Regions from separate parts of the Homo sapiens genome. Here region 2 is linked to region 1. The links are chromatin loops, found by intact Hi-C in ENCODE. Cell type or tissue: OCI-LY7. All regions are shown on one strand. Region 1 overlaps IQCH (IQ motif containing H). Region 2 overlaps SMAD3 (SMAD family member 3).

The links. A loop is a pair of places that touch in the nucleus more often than their neighbours do. Peaks named below come from ENCODE experiments on the same cell type or tissue, not always from the same donor. Only the 100,000 strongest peaks of a DNase experiment are listed, where the experiment ranks them.
Region 2: a loop joins it to region 1, with 11 times the contacts of the local background. A loop is called at or near these places in 2 of 110 quality-filtered maps.

What each region holds. Positions count from the first base shown.
Region 1 is chr15:67,302,388-67,304,887 of GRCh38, reverse strand. The region is part of intron 4 of IQCH (IQ motif containing H); the gene reads right to left. Among named protein-coding and RNA genes, the nearest start is that of IQCH, 49 kb to the right of the region's middle. In OCI-LY7, CTCF peaks have their summits at 739 and 945; a DNase peak (open chromatin) is centred at 937.
Region 2 is chr15:67,080,020-67,082,519 of GRCh38, reverse strand. All of the region lies in intron 1 of SMAD3 (SMAD family member 3), which reads right to left. Among named protein-coding and RNA genes, the nearest start is that of SMAD3, 16 kb to the right of the region's middle. RefSeq lists an enhancer at 178-317. In OCI-LY7, CTCF peaks have their summits at 1,008 and 1,211; DNase peaks (open chromatin) are centred at 159 and 1,299; H3K4me3 peaks cover 2,267 bases; H3K27ac peaks cover 2,500 bases.

The sequences.
Region 1 (2,500 bases):
TTAGAATAATATTCTCAAATATTTGCATATTATGACAGTATACACAATGGAAGAGGATTCTGTGCTGTTGTTTTATTTGGATTTTTCTAGTGGTAAGCCTACTATCAAAGAAATACAATATTTAAAATTTCTCTATTAATTCTTTTTGCTGGTAAATTATTTCCTCGTTAAAATTATGGTACTAGATTATTTAGGAATATCAAATAAAATAGAGAAATCTGAATGAGCTACAAATAAGTCTTCAAAAACAGGCTTACATTTTCTTAATCATTGCTAATTATAAACAGAATGAGAGCCATTTCATCTCCAAAAAATTCCAAAGACAAAAGGATCACAATCTTTACTTAACATCTACATTACATCTTACACTACTAATAAATGACTTTTATTTCTTAAAAAAATAAGAGCTCATTAAAACAACTCATTACTTACACATGCTTTTCTCTGATTAATATATGGCAAACTGATTCCATAGTTCGCATTTACAGCAGCTCTGTGGTGGATGTTTTCAGGATCCTGCAAGATTTTTACATTCAACCCTATCTTTCGCTGAAACAAAGAAACAATGAAACTTTCATGCTGGATGAACAAAAATGCTTACTAACATTTTATATCCTCAAAGGAGTTTAAAGTTCTTTGGAAATAATTATTTTAATGAAATTCTCACTGGAAAAAAATATATTTGGATCTTTTATTTAGGCTGCTAATCAGTCCCTTTTATTCACAGAAAAGGAACTTTGTGTAGATTTTCCTCCGTGTATCCCATTGCTCCCACAAATACATCCTCAGACACATTTTCTTAAAAATAATGCTGGAAGCCAACCAAGGTGGGCAAAGGACTAGATAGAATACCTGGTCTTAATTTCTTTTTAGCTTTCCAGGTCAAGGATTTTGTCAATGAAATCTATACTACAAATACACAGGTAGAGGGCTCCCTTGGTCTGTTAATGTGGCCACTTTCCTCTAGGGACATTTACAGGTAAATCTCAGTTTGGGCCTGGTAAATTTACCACAACAAATTTATCTACTCCTTCACAGAGATTCTCTTATCTGTAAGAATAATTTATGCTTTCATTAGAAAAAAATAAAAGCCTCTTGTCTGAACCACTTATTCCTCATTTTAAATAATTCAAATTAGTTATTGTTGACATGCTTGATAAACCATGAGAGTGGGCCACATAGTGGTGGTGGCAAGGGGCACTAGATAGTTGTCAGGACACCTAGGTGCCAGCTCTCCTCTCGACTGCTGTGTGTGACCTTGGGTAAGTCACTTCACCTCTATGGAAGTCAGTTTCTCTATTCACAAAATGCATGTTAGACTTAATGGTCTCTTGAGGAACCATGCCCAAGCTTTGGGATTCTATGATTTGAGGCTAAAAAATAATTTGGCACGTAGGGAATATGGTATTACTAATAATTTCTAGTCTTTTGTGATTTTAAAAATTGTAATATAATGCATATACCATAAAATTCACCCCTTTAAAGTGTACAATTCAGTGGTTTTCAGTATATTCACAACCATCACCACTATCTAATTCCAGAACATGTGCATCCCCCGAAAATGAGACCTCATACCCATTAGCAATTGCTCCCCATTCCCTCTTCCCACTAGTTCCAGGCAACCAGTAATCTACTTTCTGTCTCTCCTGATGTATCTATTCTGGACATTTCATAAAAATGGAGTCAAAATATGTAGGCTTCGCAACTTTTTAAAAAGGAGGTTAGAAGTATTGTGAGCAACCTAACTGTTTTCCTTTCAATTAAGTGTCTTAGTTTTGAGGGTGATCTGATGCAGTTGTTAAAATGTTGTAGGAATTGGACAGATTTGTTCATGATCCATCTATTTCTTTGACATAAGCATTTATAAAGGGTCTGTGCCTAAGGTCAAAGTGAAGAAGGCTACAAAAATATCTACAGAATGTATGCTAGATAAGCATAGATACGTTTAGGTAAGGTCTTTAACAGATATCCCAAATCTTCCTTTTACTTTTTAATAGCATGGTTTTTTGTTGTTGTTGTTGTTGTTGTTTTGAGACGGAGTCTCGCTCTGTCACCCAGGCTGGAGTGCAGTGACACAATCTCGGTTCACTGAAACCTCCGCCTCCCAGGTTCAAGTGATTCTCCTGCCTCAGCCTCCTGAGTAGCTGGGATTACAGGTGTGCACTACCACACCCGGCTAATTTTTGTATTTTTAGTAGAGACAGGGTTTCACCATGTTGGTCAGGCTGGTCTCGAACTCCTGACCTCGTGATCCACCTGCCTTAGCCTCCCAAAGTGCTGGGATTACAGGCATGAGCCACTGTAGTCGACCAATAGCATTTCTTAAACCAAATCTCCAAATAACTGCCCTCAACTGTCCACTTTATTTAATCTGGGCAAGGATACAGGATGCAAACAAGGCATGTCTATTTCCTTCTCCTTGAGGTACACGTGGTCACAAAAGTAATGTCGTACCTAATTATAAATGGCTTTTCTTCTGTGGGTAACACTCACAGCACTA
Region 2 (2,500 bases), 220 kb after region 1:
ATGCAATTAAACTGCATATGGTTTTGAAGCTAGAACACAGTGAGAAACTTTAGAAAATTTCCCCTGAGGGAGGAGGCTCTCAGCGCTGTGCCCTGCCCCCACTTCAAACCCTAGGGCAAGTTGTTATCATTTTGTCAACAGGAAAATAAGACTGGTGGAGGGGTGGAGACAGAAATCGCAACTGCTTGAAACCTGAAACAACCTGGCTTGCATCACAAAATGTGTGGCCCTGGGCATGGCATTCAGAGGCCCAGACAGTCCCCCTGCTCTGTTTCTCAGGTCCTTTTGTCTCCTTGGGCCTCAATTTAACACCTCTTCCAAAGCTACCAGACTGCCACAATCTACTCAGGAGATACTCCAAACACAATTATAGCACTATCTCTCCACCTGACTGCAAGCTCCATGAGGGCAGACTTACCATCATGTCCTCAGAAGTCAGCAAGACATCATCAGTAAGTGTTCAGGAGTCTCACTTAGCGAAGGAAACCAGCAACCAACAAACATTAATCAGTAAGTTGGTGCCTAAGTAATGGCAGTTTTTGCCATTATTTTCAATGGCAAAAACTGCCATTACTTTTGCACTAACCCAAATAAAATTTACTAAGCACCTACCTCCATACTAATCACCCTGATGAGTCAAAGGAATAGCCTGGGCCCTTGACCTCGAGAGGCTTCTGAGGGTCCATTATTTCTGTCATTGACTGCATGTGATACAATACTGACCAACAAGATACCAGGAGGCTCCCGGGGAAGGTTTTCTTCCTAAAGAGACCCCCAAGGAATAGGAGCCCTTTTCTGCCCTTGGATGCAACGTTTATAGACGGTAATATCTGCAACAGTTGTGGCCACCCTTGGACCAACAGGAGACAAGCTTGAAGAGAATATGGCCAGGAGGAAAGATGTAAGGCTCCTGAGACCTTCTGATGCCTGACTTTCCTGCTTCTAGCCTTCTTAGTGGAAGTAATAAGCCCTCTTATGATTGAAGCTATTTGTTGGGTTTCAAGTCACTTTTGGCCAAAAGCATCCTGATACAGCAATGCTGGGCTCCGATACAGAATGTGGGATGGACTCACGACGGAAGGGGCCAACTGGCTTACTGCGGCACACAGGCATGAAGGACTGAGGGCCTCAGCTGGGGAAGGGAGGCTGGCAAGGGTAAGAAGAGCTGTAACTCAGGAGACTCAAAAGCCGCTTCCAGCCTTACCCACAAGATGGCCTAGTCATCCCCATGACACCAGGGCTCAGTTCCCACGATGACTATCTGATGCACTGGAGCATAAGTAATGAATACTCTCTGTCCATGCCACCCCCACACATGCCTCCGCGTGTCTGTGGGGTAGCAAAAGGGGAAATGCATCGTGTTCTATTTATAAGACCCAGCTGAGCCACAAAGGCTAACGACAGGGGCACTGTAGTATCAGCTGAAGCTCTCCAAACAGGTGCCAAGTTTGGTTTGAATTTATATTTCACATTTCTCAGGCTGAAACCGTTCCTCTCTGTCATTCCAACTGCTCTCCTTGGAGCTCACCCGACATGGCCTCGCCCACAGCAACAGTCTGGTTGGAGAGTTGAGAGAACTCAAGTCCCTCTCCAGACTTCCAATAAATTATCTGGGGCAAGAGAAGGAGGATGAGGTTTGGATGATCGCGGAAACAAACCCTGAGAGCCCAAAGCAGGAGTGAAACAGCACAGCCCTTACATGTTCTCTGCAGAATTCCGTTGGCAGGGAGGGGTTATTCGGGGCCACGTGCTTGCTCCGCAGCGGCCCTGGCACATTCCATGCACTGACCACAATCAAAGAGAAAGAAAAGGCATGCTTACTGTTATTTTTAATTCCTTCCTCAAGGCCTTCCAAAATTCTTCAGCAGGATTATCCACTAAACTTTCACCACTCCCAGCCAATAGTCCCTTTGAAGCCCAGAGCTAAAGTAAAGTGGAGAGCAGGAAAAGTCAGGTCCCAGAAGTCTCTGCTCTTGGCCATTAAATATCATCCAAGTTGCACTGGGCCTAGTGGCATCTCCCGGACTTCAAAGGGACAGGGCCTGATGATGGTGCCGACATAGTAGAGCCACGTGAATGCCCTGCCACTGCCACCCCCACCTGCTCCATACACACCTGACCTTGACCTCCACCTCCTTTCCCTTCAGTAGTAGACATCAGCATAGCCAAATGTTCCCTAACTCATACTCCAGTTAATTAAGCTCTAGTGCTAACTTTACCATGTTTTCAACATCTCGTCCAGTTTTAAAATATTACATTGCCAACTTGTTGCATGACCTTGGGCAAGTCCTTTCACTTAGAATAGCAGGACATAATTTGCACATTCCCTTCCACTTAAGCAACAGCACATGAGCTGGCGGATCCAATTCTCCATTACCTTGGTCAGGTATCAAGACCAGAGGCAGGGTGACTATTACCCAGGTTTGCCTGGACGGTCCTGATTTATGGCCAAGGACCGTAATTAATAGTGGCCATAATTAATAATGCTGCCCCTTTTCAC